2 separate regions of the Homo sapiens genome follow, and region 2 is linked to region 1. A link is a loop called in an ENCODE intact Hi-C map of the cell type or tissue named here. Cell type or tissue: CD4-positive, alpha-beta T cell. All regions are shown on one strand. Links, peaks and the distances in the headings refer to the core of each region. The heading gives the core; the rest is flanking DNA. Region 1 overlaps PECAM1 (platelet and endothelial cell adhesion molecule 1). Region 2 has its middle 6.6 kb from the start of PECAM1.

Region 1 (6,252 bases), core at 375-5,374:
AAACTGTGCCATTGCATTCCAGCCTGGGCAACAAGAGCAAGACTGTCATAAAAAAAAAAAAAAAAAAAAAATGAGGAAGAGAGCTTCAGGCCTGCCGCGTTCCCCACCCCTCTCAGGTCCAGTCTAGACTTGGAAGTGAGTTGTGCAGATTGGGCAGTACACAACCCCCGGGGGCCATTCTGTTGGTAGGCTATGGGAATGTGCCCCAGTGGTGCAGCACACAGCCCAGCGGCTCTACGGGGCATCCCTGTAAGGAAAGTTCTGTGCATACAGCTGCTGACACTCAGCCCAGGCTCAAAAAGAGAAGACAAGGAGAAGTCCAAGACTCCTCCCAGATCATGGAGCAAGGGGTGATTTCAGGACCCCATTGCCATGTGGTCTGGCTAGTGGCTGGCACGGCCTGGAAAACTGCACGCATTCAGCCTGCACAGTCAGGAAAACTACCCCAGGCCTGCCTGGCTAGGTGGATGCAGCCTGGGGTTAGCCTCAGAGGAAGGGAGACAGATGGCAATGATCCCAGGGAGCTTCCCAGCTGGGCAGGAAGGTTCTGAGACTGCTTCCTTTGAGCGTGCAGGAGCCACTGTTTCCTTTGAGCATGCAGGAGTGTGCAGTGACCCCCGGGGACTGTGTACTGCCCAATCTGGGTTCGCAAAGGAGGAGGACAGTTAGGAGATGCATTTTTAATTTTTTTTTAGACGGAGTCTTGCTCTGCCACCCAGGCTGGAGAGCAGTGGCTTGATCCTGGCTCACTGCAACCTCTGCCTCCCGGGTTCAAGCGATTCTTCTGCCTCAGCCTCCCCAGTAGATGGATTACAGGCATGCGCCACCACGCCCAGCTAATTTTTGTATTTTTAGTAGAGACAGGGTTTCACCATGTTGGCCAGGCTGGTCTCGAACTCCTGGCCTCAAGTGATCCACCTGCCTTGGCCTCCCAAAGTACTAGGTTTACAAGTGTGAGCCACCGTGCCTGGCCAGGAGATGCATGTTTTTTATGGTGCCCAAAACAAACGAGATTGATGTTCTAGCATTTTCTATGGAGCAGCCCACTCTGCATCCATTTCCCCAGCATAGAACCAGAGACAGGGACTTCCAGGCCAGCCTGCCCTTGAGAGAACCACATACACAAAAACAAAACCCAAGGTGTAAAATCAGTGCCACTGCTCACACGGACAGGGATCTTGTGCTTTCAAAAGCCTTTACCTAAGTGTCCCTCTAAATGGCAAAGCACTCGATATCTTGAAACATGCATTTGATTGACACACATTCAGTCTGCACAAGCAACTTTAGGAACACACTGGGTTTGGCAGGGGGTCTACCTCTGGAAGGGACAAATTGCTCAGTACTTCCTAATTCCCTGGCACTTAGTAAGTGCTCAATAAATCTTACCTATTATTAGTAGTATCATAACTAATAATTATCAAAAATGGCCAGGTGTGGTGGCTTCGCCTGTAATCCCAGCACTTTGGGAGACAAAAGTGGGCAGATTGCTTGAGCCCGGGAATTTGAGACCAGCCAGGGCAACATGGCGAAACCCTGTCTCTATTTTTCTTTAATTAATTTTTAAAATTATTGAGGCCGAGTGTGGTGGCTCACACCTGTAATCCCAGCACTTTGGGAGGCTGAGGGGGGTGGATCTTTTGAAGTCAGAAGTTCGAGTTCACGCTGGCCAACATGGTGAAATCCCATCTCTACTAAAAATACAAAAAAAAAATAAATAAATTAGCCGGCTGTGGCGGTGCATGCCTGTAATCCCAGCTACTCGGGAGGCTGAGGCAGGAGAATCGCTTTAACCCGGAGGCAGAGGTTGCAGTGAGCTGAGATCTCGCAACTGCACTCCAGCCTGGGCACAGAGTGAGACTCCGTCTCAACAAAGAAAAAAAAAATATATATATATATATAAAATAAAAAATATATAAATAATATAAATATAAAAATATTATATATAAAATATATAAAAATAAAAAATAAAAATATATAAAATATTATAAAATATATATTATACACAAAGAAAACATATATATTATATATGTATTTATATTTATATATTATATATATTATATATTTTATATATATATATATATTTTTTGAGATGGAGTCTCACTCTGTCACCCAGGCTGGAATGCAGTGGCGCAATCTCAGCTCACTGCCACCTCTGCCTTCCGGGTTCAAGTGATTCTCCTGCCTCAGCCTCCTGAGTAGCTGGGATTACAGGTGTGCGCCACCAGAGCCGGCTAATTTTTGTATTTTTAGTAGAGATGGGGTTTTATCATGTTGGTCAGGCTGGTCTCGAACTCCTGATCTCAGGTGATCCACCCGCCTTGGCCTCCCAAAGTGCTAGGATTACAGGTGTGAGCCACAGTGCCTGGCCTTTTCTTTTTTTCTTTTAAATTATTGAAATTTTACAGCTCAGAGACAGGGCCAGGGCCAGGGGCCTTTGCTCCTTCCAGTCTTAGCAGGCCGGTAGGTCTGCTAATCACTTCCTTTGGAGCGACTGAGGGTGCACAGACTCTTCTCACTGAACACAGCACCCCCGCCACCACTGGGGTTTAAACCCAAGCCAAAGGCAATGCCTGGGGACTCACTCGAGTGGCACTTACCTTTGTGAGACTCAGCTGAGGACACTTGAACTTCCGTGTACTGCACGTCTGAGTTCAGAGGCTCTGCTCAAAGAAACCACAGCAGCTTGTTGTTTAGGTGGAATCTCTTGTGGGCACCTCAGATCATAGAAGTAGAGACTTTCTTTTCTTTTTTTTTTTTTTTTTTGAGACAGAGTCTCACTCTTTCACCCAGGCTGGAGTGCAGTGGTGTGATCTCAGCTCACTGCAACCTCCACCTCCCGGGTTCAAGTGATTCTCCTGCCTAAGCCTCCTGAGTAGCTGGGATTACAGGTGTGCACCACCATGCCCAGCTAATTTTTGTATTTTTAGTAGAGACGGGGTTAATTTTTGTATTTTTAGTAGAGACAGGGTTTCACCATATTGGCCAGGCTGGTTTTGAACTCCTGACCTCAAGCGATCCGCCCACCTCAGCCTCCCAAAGTGCTGGGATTACAGGCATAAGCCACTGCCCCCGGCTAGATTTTCATTCAGGTTATTAAAGTATTCTGTATTTTGAGGGGGCAGCCAGACACAGGCTTAATTCCATTCGGGATGAGGAAGGGAGTACGAACCCCGCACTGGTCCCAGAGGCAGATACAGGGCCTCGGGGCCCATGGTTTCCTCCCTGACTCCTCTGTTACCAGGATGTGGAGGGACCCTCTGGCCTAGGTCCCTGTTTCTACAGTGGGGGGACTTGGAACAGGTCAGTAGAGACAGAAAACAGCCCAGTATCAGCCCCAGCAGTTCTCCCAATTCAGTCTCACTCAAGATGCTGGAAGCCTTCTCCACAGCCACAGGCAAACAAAGCTACCTCCAAGACTGAGAGGATTTCGGGAAATGGGGAACAGGGGTCACTACCCTAAAAATACTTGGAGAGTGTGAGGCATACACGTGAATGAAATCACTCAGGGTACTAAGGTGAAAGCTAGAAAAGTAGTTTGTCTTCAAGTCAAAAATAACATTACTGTTTTGTTTTTAAAGCCCTAAAGAATAGGGATTCTCATCAGCTACCAAAACAATGATTCTGCAGTCAAAGATACATTTCAGGCTGGGTGTGGTGGCTCATGCCTGTAATCCCAGCACTTCGGGAGGCTGAGGCGGGCAGATCACCTGAGGTCAGGAGTTCGAGATCAGTCTGGCCAACATGGTAAAAATCCACCAATACTAAAAATACAAAAATTAGCTGGGCATGGTGGCACACACCTGTAATCCCAGCTACTTGGGAGGCTGAGGCACGAGAATGGCTTGAACCCGAGAGGCGGAGGCTGCAGTGAGCCAAGATTGTGCCACCGTACTCCAGCTTGGGTGACAGAGTAAGACTCTGTATCAAAAAAAAAAAAAAAAGAGCCAGGCGCAGTGGCTCGCGCCTGTAATTCTAGCATTTTGGGAGGCCAAGGTGGGCAGATAACAAGGTCAGGAGTTTGAGACCAGCCTGGCCAACACAGTGAAACCCTGTCTCTAGTAAAAATACAAAAATTAGCCGGGCGTGGTGGCAGGCGCCTGTAGTCCCAGTTACTTGGGAGGCTGAGGCAGGAGAATTGCTTGAACCCGGGAGGTGGAGGTTGCAGTGAGCCGAGATCGCACCACTGCACTCCAGCCTGGCTGACAGAGCGAGACTCTTGTCTCAAGAAAAAAACAAAAAAAAGAAAGAAAGGAAGAGACCTTAACAGAATCCTTTCTCTTTGTTAGGAGCCTTAGCTCCCATGGCAGCAGCCCAGAGCGAAAGGAATTTTGAAAAATGATTTAGTCCAATCCCTCAGTGCTTCAGGCAGAAGAGAGCAATTTATTGTCCATTGTCTTTAAAAATCACCACCTCAATGCTCAAGAAAAAAGAGGTCCCACTGCCTTACCCAGTAGCTCATTATGAGTCAGGAAGTTGTTTTTTGAGTATAACCCAGTTCTTCCCTACTTTGATTTAGGTGACTTTCCCACTGAGGACACTAGATAGCATCTCTGGTGAAAGCAGCTAGCTACCTTCATTGACACATCGGCTGGGTACAGGGTCATTAAGAGAGGTGGGAAATTATCCACAGTCCTTCAAGTTTTAGTTTTCTTTTCCTATGAGTCTTTTTTTTAATGTAAAAGTTGGTTCTAATAAAAACATGTAATTAGATAATTACCTTTATTATCATTTATTGGTTTCATTGCATGGTTTCTGACATCGTCATTGTGACCTAGTTGAAAAATAACAATTAGGGTGAGTGACAAGGGAAATTCTAGTTTTCTAAAACCTTTTAAAAATTCAGTACCCCTAACAAAGTCAAGCCTGATTTATTCAGTGTAGTGACAACCAGCACTGTCTCTGGGTCCTGGGTCCCCTCGTTGGCCCTCCTGTGGGCTCCATTTGACCTGCTGTGTAGTCTTTTTCTTTTTTTCTTTCTTTCTTTTTTTTTTTTTTTTGAGGCAATGTCTTGCTCTGTCACCCAGGCTGGAGTGCAGTGGTGCGATCCCGGCTCACTGCAGCCTCCTCCTCCCAGATTCCAGCGATTCTCCTAGTCTCGCTTTGTTGCACAGGCTGGTCTCCAACTCCTGGCCTCAAGTGATCCTCCCACCTCAGCCTCCCAAAGAGCTGGGATTATAGGCATGAACTACCATGCCTGGCCTGAATATAGTTTCTTTCTTTCTTTCTTTTTTGAGATGGAGTTTCGCTCTTGTTGCTCAGGCTGGAGTGCAATGTTGAGATCTCAGGTCACTGCAACCTCCACCTCCCAGGTTCAAGGGATTCTCCTGCCTCAGCCTGCTGAGTAGCTGGGATTATAAACATGTACCACCATGCCCAGCTAATTTTTTGTATTTTTAGTAGAAACAGGGTTACACCATGTTGGCCAGGGTGGTTTTGAACTGCTGACCTCAAGTGATCCACCTACCTCGGCCTCCCAAAGTGTTGAGATTACAGGCGTGAGCCACCGCGCCCAGCCTAGAATATAGTTTCTTAAACAATATATTTGCTCGTTTCTATTTACTGACACATTACTTTTATTACTACAAATATTTTATTTTCCTTTTTTAAAGTTTATGATTCAGTACTATATGAATTACTCAATTCTTAAAACATATTTCTCAAGCAAAATATGTCTCTGTAAAAAGTATATCCTAAAAATTTCTTATTTTGTGAGACATTTATAGAATTAGAAAAGAACATGAGCATTCTATGACCAAACCTGCTGATAAAGCAAGAAAAGTGGCTGGGCTCAGGGGCTCACACCTGTAATCCCAGCACTTTGGGAGGCCAAGGCAGAAGGATTTCTTAAGCCCAGGAGTCTGAAACCAGCATTGGTAGAGTGCCATCTCTACAAAAAATAAAAATTAGCTGGGCATGGTGGCACATGCCTGTGATCCCAGCTACTCAGGAGGCTGAGATGGGAGGATCACCTGAGCCTGGGAGGTAGAGGCTGCAGTGAGCTGAGATTGCACCACTGCACTCCAGCCTGGGAAGACCCTGTCTAAAAAAAAAAGAAAGAAAGAAAAGAGGAAGAGTGTTCCAAATTTGGTCTGGGACAGGACTTTTTGTGATGTAATTATAGCCCCCTCTGGGAAGTAAGTAGCATCCCTGCTGAAATGCTTGAGCAATTTTCTTACTAACCTGGGATTAAGAACTCCTAGGACTGGCTACTCATTCAGCTGAGCTGACCCTGAAGCTACTGATGAGCCTTAT
Region 2 (6,252 bases), core at 718-5,717, 49 kb after region 1:
ATTCTCCTGCCTCAGCCTCCCAAGTAGCTGGGACTACAGGCGCCCCCCACCACACCCGGCTAATTTTTTGTATTTTTAGTAGAGACGGGTTTCACCGTGTTAGCCAGGATGGTCTCGACCTCCTGACCTTGTGATCCACCCACCTCAGCCTCCCAAAGTGCTGGGATTACAGGCGTGAGCCACCGCGCCCAGCCAGACACTTTTATTATAGGATGTGTCATAATGGCCTGTCCTCCCCCAAATGGACTGCAATCTCCTTGATGACAGGGAGAGTGTCTGGAACCTAGTAGATGATGAAAAAGCATTAGTGCAATGGATGATTGTCTAGATGGATGAAGACAAACTACTGTATTGTCTGAATCAGATGATCACTGCCTTGAGGGTGCCATATTGTTTCTGAAATGCCACCCTCTAGGACTTCCCCATGGTAAAGCTAAGACAGATACAAACTGGCCACAGTCAAAACCAGATTCCTCTACCTCAGGGCAAGAACCAAGAAGTAATGGCTTCCAGCTAGAAAACAATTCCTCTCTCTGACCTATGGTTCAGTGGAAGTTTTGATAAGAGCCTTGAACAGCAATACACACTTTACCCATTTATTTCTAAAGGAATGTTTTCCATTGCGTTATTTGCTGTTGTTTTGTGCTCGCCATTCCCCACTATAAGCTATCTTCTTTGGCAACCTACTGGAAATTACCCTCACCCATCTACCAAATTTTGATGTGGGAACAGAAAAGGAAACACCATGATTAATAAAATAAATTTTGGCTTCAATGGTAATTTTTAGACACTGCAGAGTAAGCACCTTTTGCAGAGCAACAATTCAAATGATAGTGATAAATGCCAAGACCCCAGACCCCGTGCCCTCAAGTTCCAAAGTAAATTTCTAAAATGTGGCAATTGCTTCATAAATGATTCTAATATTTTCAGGATACCATGATAAAATAAAGCTTTATTTCAAAAATAAATGTTTTTTTTAGAAAATTGAAAAATTGTATCCCATAATTCACACTGTGTACCAGAATACATTCCAAATGGACCAGTGATATGAATGTACAAATAAACCCATAAGAGTCCTAGAAGGGGCCAGGCACAGTGGCTCATGCTTGTAATCCCAGCACTTTGGGAGGCCGAGGTGGGCAGATCATCTGAGGTCAGGGGTTCAAGGCCAGCCTGGCCCACATATAGTGAAACCCTGTCTCTACTAAAAAATACAAAAATTAGCTAGGCGTGGTGGCACATGCCTGTAGTCCCAGCTACTTGGGAAGCTGAGGCAGGAGAATCACTTGAACCTGGGAGGCAGAGGTTGCAATGAGCCAAGATCATGCCACTGCACTTCAGCCTGGGCAACAGAGCAAGACTCTGTCTCGCAAAAAAAAAAAAAAAAAAAAGTTCTAGAAGAAAATACAAAAGAAGAAAAGAAGTCCTTACAACCTTGAATGGCAGAGGCTGGTTTAACTAAAACTTAAAATCCAGAAGCCATAAAATTGATTGATAAATTGTACTTTATGAAAAAAAAGTTCTGTTTTGCCAAAAAAAAAAAAAAAAAAATTAGTCAAGAGAAAAACTACTAACTGGAAAAAATGTTTGCAACTCACATCACGGACAAAGAGCTAACTTCCCTAGTGTGTGAAGAACACTCATAAATTAAGAAGAAAAAGTTCGGGAGTCTGTCTAAGCTACTCTGGCTTGGGAGGCTGCCTGATTAAAAGAAAGAAAATAAAAGAGAAGAAGAAAAAGAAAAGACCAACAATCCAATAGAAAAATGGGCAAAGAATATGAACAGATAGTTTCCATAATGTAAGAAAAAGTATCTGAAATTGGAAATAGGCAAAAATGAGTACTGCATGCCTGTCCAGGGTTTACCTCACACTCTAAGGTTATTAACGTTTGTTTGACTTGCTATTTACAGTAGACTAGAATACTTTACAATCAGTAGGGGAGGGTAAACATTAACTTGTAGAAAGTCAGTAAGGATGCAAAGGATTCTTATTATCTGTGGCAGAGGGGTGGGTGGCAGAAACTGAGCAGTTGGGGACTTTTCTTTGTAAAGCTTTCTGTACTTTTGTTATTTAAATCATGTGACTGTATTACCCTTTCACTTTTTTCTTTTTTTTTTGAGATGGAGTCTTGCGCTGTTGCCCAGGCTGTTGTGCAGTGGCACTATCTCAGCTCACTGCAACCTCCACCTCCAGGGTTCAAGTGATTCTCCTGCCTCAGCCTCCTGAGTAGCTGGGACTACAGGCATGTGCCACCATGCCCAGCTAATTTTCGTATTTTTAGTAGAGATGGGGTTTCACCGTGTTGGCCAGACTGGTCTTGAACTCCTGACCTCGGGTGATCCACCCACCCACCTTGGTCTCCCAAACTGCTGGGATTACAGGCGGGAGCCACCGTGCCCGGCAGTATTACCTTTAAAATTTTAATTAAGAAATTGAATTTCTGTTCAGCTTTATGAAGTATTATATAATTGACATAAAATAAGCTGTGTTTAAAGTATACACTCAGAAAAGTGTTGACATGTGTATACTGATGAAACAACCTCCACAATCAAGGAAGCAGACACATCCACCACCCCCAAAAGGTTCCTATGCCCCTCGTCTCCCTTGCCCTCTGCACCCTCCCCACTGCAAAGATTGATCTGCTTTCTGATTAGTTTCCATGTTCTGGAATTTTGTAAAGATTCATACAGTATGTACCTTTTATTATTATTATCATTATCTTTGGTGTGTCTTTTTTCTTTTTCTTTTTTTTTTTTTTTTGAGACAGAGTCTCTCTCTGTTGCCCAGGCTGGAGCACAGTGGCACAATCTCGGCTCACTGCAACCTCCACCTCCCAGGTTCAAGCAATTCTCTGCCTCAGCCTCTGGAGTAGCTGGGATTACAGGCACCTGCCACCACGCCTGGCTAATTTTTTGTATTTTTAGTAGAGACAGGGTTTCACCGTGTTAGCCAGGATGGTCTCGATCTCCTGACCTCGTGATCCGCCCGCCTCGGCCTCCCAAAGTGCTGGGATTACAGGCGTGAGCCACCGCGCCTGGCCTTTTTTTTTTTTTTTTTTTTTTTTGAGACAGGGTCTTGCTCTGTGGCCCAGGCTGGAGTGCAGTGCCGCAATCTTGGCTTGCTGCAACCTCTGCCTCCTGGGTTCAAGCAACTCTCCTGCCTCAGCCTCCCGAGTAGCTGGGATCACAGGTGTGCACCACCATGCCCAGCTAATTTTTGTATTTTTAGTAGAGATGGGATGTCACCATGTTGGCCAGGCTGGTCTCAAACTCCTGACCATAAGCAATCCGCCCACCTCAACCTCCCAAACTGCTGAGATTACAGGCATGAACCACCGCACCCAGCCAACATCTTTTTTTTGAGACAGGGTCTCACTCTGTCTCCTAGGCTGGAGTGCAGTGGCACAATCATGGCTCACGGCAGCCTCAAACTCCTGAGCTCAAGCAATCCTCCCACCTCAGCCTCCCAAGTAGCTGGGACTACAGGTGTGCACCACCACGCACAGCTAATTTTTTACTTTTTGTAGAGACAGGGTCTTGCCCAGGCTGGAATCCAGCTTCTTGTCTCAGAAGATCCTCCAGCCTCAGCCTCCCAAAGTGCTGGGATTATAGGCATGAGCCACTATGCCTGGCCTGGCCTTTTTCAATATAGTAAATTGAATGGGTTTTTATTCGTTTGTGGGCCTCTCCTTTCTCCTCACTTCTTCCCCTTGACCTTGGTGGATTCCTTGATTGGGTTGAGGCAAAGGTTCCCACACGGCTTTGGCTTCTTGGTAACTGATCAAGAGACTGACTCCTACATAACCAAGGGACCCCAGGAGTTCCCACCAGGCTTAACAAACTCACCCAGGACCCTGTTTCTCCCATGGTGTTGTTCGCTTCTTCTCAGCCAAGCAGAATTGAAGGAGGACAGACACACAGTTATTCCTACCTGCAGTGCTCCTGCCTTCAAATACCGGGGAAGTAACGCAGATCCGAAACATAGCGACTCGTTAACTGCACAGAAAAAGCTGTCTGCTGGAATAAACTTCAGGAAGTGGTTTTTCTGAGCAACTGGAGGTGGAGTGGGGGGAGGAAGGCGGAGGCAGGTGGGCAACAGACATGTCGGAGGGCACAGCAGGCCAACCACCTATTTCATGACAATGGTGATTGGAAATGAGATTCACCGGCCGTTCCATTTCCCCCACCTGTAGCCTCAGATCTCATTAGTCTTGGAGAGTTGATGAGCCAGACTCAACAGCCCCCATCCACTGGGTTTGGGACACACCCCAGCCTGGGAGTGAACGTGCACTAATGCGTAAATCAGAAGCCTGGGTTCCCTGTCTGTTCTCTGCAGCTTAATAGCTTAAATGCTCTGAGGCTCATGTTCCTCACCTATATAATGGGAATAATGTGCCCATCTACCCATTGAATAGGCTTGTTAGGAAGATCAAACAAGAGCTAGCCTTTGAAAGCACATTTAACCAGCAGAGCACAGTAAGAACATAGTAACAACAAAAAAATATAAAAAATAGCTGCATACGGTGGTGCATGCCTGTGGTCCCAACTACTCGTGAAGCTGAGGTGGGAGCAACGCTTAAGCCCAGGAGTTTGAGGCTGCAGTGAGCCACGATCACACCACTGTACTCTAACCTGGGCAACAGGGCAAGACCTTGTCTCAAAAAGTAATAATAATTAATTAAAAAGTTTAAAAAAAACAATAGTTATGATTGAACAATAATAACAACAGTTGTTGATCTGGTTTGGCTGGGCCTGCCACATCTGAATCGCTGCTCTGGAGCTCAGCTGACTTAGTGAACCCAAGGGGCAGCGCTCAGTGCCTTTTCTTCCACACCCACCATATGCTGCCCTCACCACCCCAGTCTGGCCCCTCACAAAGTTGGGCAGCTGGGCAAAAGGGAGGCAGGCAGGGACATTGTGGAGGAGTCTGTGCTATTCCATCCCCTGCAGGAGGCCCCCTCCAGTTACAAGGGACATGGTTGTTTTGTTTTTGGGATTTTTTGGGGTTTTTTTTGAGACAGGTTCTTGTTCTGTTGCACATGCTGGAGTGCAGCGGTGTGATCACAGCTCACTGCAACCTCCGCCTCTCAGGTTCAAGCCATCCTCCCACCTCAGCCTCTCGAGTAGCTGGGACTGTAGGCATGCACCACCACATCCGGCTAATTTTGGTAATTTTTGTAGAGATGGGGTCTCGTCACATTGCCCAGGCTGGTCTTGAACTCCTGAGCTCAAGCGATTTGCACGCCTCGGCCTCCCAAAGTGCTGGGATTATAGGCATGAGCCACCGCACCTGGCTGACATGGTTGTATTATGACTCATAACCATAGGCATTTTTGCCTTTGTAGACCTCTTCCTCCACAAAAAAAAAAAAATTACATTTTGAAACTGTACTGGTATAAATAAGAAGATATTCATATTATATATTTAAAAATTTCTTTTACCTAGACAGTGGTTTTATTCTTCTGATGACTGTATCTTCTAAACCTAATGAAGAAGGGCCTGACAACAGATCAGGCACACAACAGCCCAAGGGGTTAAGGGACCTACTGTCTTCCACCCTGAGTGGCCTGGCCGCTGGCCTGGGAAGAGCACCACCATGTCCCAGGCACTGAAGCCAAAACAGGTGTTTGTGCATTCTGTTCTCAAAACCACAAAAGCACAAGCAACAAAATAACAAAAACAGATAAACTAGACTGTATTAAAATTAAAAATGTTTTTATTGCAAAGGATAGCATTAGGAAAGTGAAAGGTAATTCACAGAATGGGAGAAAATATTTGGAAATAATATATCTGATAAGGGTCTAGGATCTTGAATATATAAAGAACTGTTACAACTCAACAACAAAAACACAACCATTTTAAAGAATTGGCAAAGGGGCAGGGCGTGGTGGCTCACGCCTGTAATCCCAGCACTTGGGGAGCCTGAGGCAGGAGGATCACTCAAGGTCAGGAGTTCCAAGACCAGCCTGGCCAATATGGTGAAACCCCATCTCAGCTAAAAATGCAAAAAATTAGCCGGGCGGTGGCACATGCCTATAATCCCAGATACTCAGGAGCTCAGGAGGCTGAGGCAGGAGAATCGCTTGTTCCCAGGAGGCAGAGGTTGCAGTGAGCTGAGATCATGTCACTGCACTCCAGCCTGGGCAATAGAGTGAATGAGACTCCATCTTAAAAAAAAAAAAAAAAAAAAAGGATTTGAGCAGATTATTTCTCCTAAGAAGATAAAAAAAAAAAATGACCCCAAGCACATG

What was found. A loop is a pair of places that touch in the nucleus more often than their neighbours do. Peaks named below come from ENCODE experiments on the same cell type or tissue, not always from the same donor. Only the 100,000 strongest peaks of a DNase experiment are listed, where the experiment ranks them.
Region 2: a loop joins it to region 1, with 3 times the contacts of the local background. A loop is called at or near these places in 17 of 110 quality-filtered maps.

What each region holds. Positions count from the first base shown.
Region 1 is chr17:64,345,663-64,351,914 of GRCh38, forward strand. It overlaps PECAM1 (platelet and endothelial cell adhesion molecule 1), which reads right to left. Exons shown (of 16, transcript NM_000442.5): 12 at 4,718-4,771; 13 at 2,598-2,660. Among named protein-coding and RNA genes, the nearest start is that of PECAM1, 42 kb to the right of the region's middle. In CD4-positive, alpha-beta T cell, for the core only: no CTCF peak of the experiment used is centred there; DNase peaks (open chromatin) are centred at 2,649 and 4,489; H3K27ac peaks cover 907 bases.
Region 2 is chr17:64,394,382-64,400,633 of GRCh38, forward strand. No RefSeq gene overlaps it. Among named protein-coding and RNA genes, the nearest start is that of PECAM1, 6.6 kb to the left of the region's middle. In CD4-positive, alpha-beta T cell, for the core only: no CTCF peak of the experiment used is centred there; no DNase peak of the experiment used is centred there; H3K4me3 peaks cover 2,414 bases.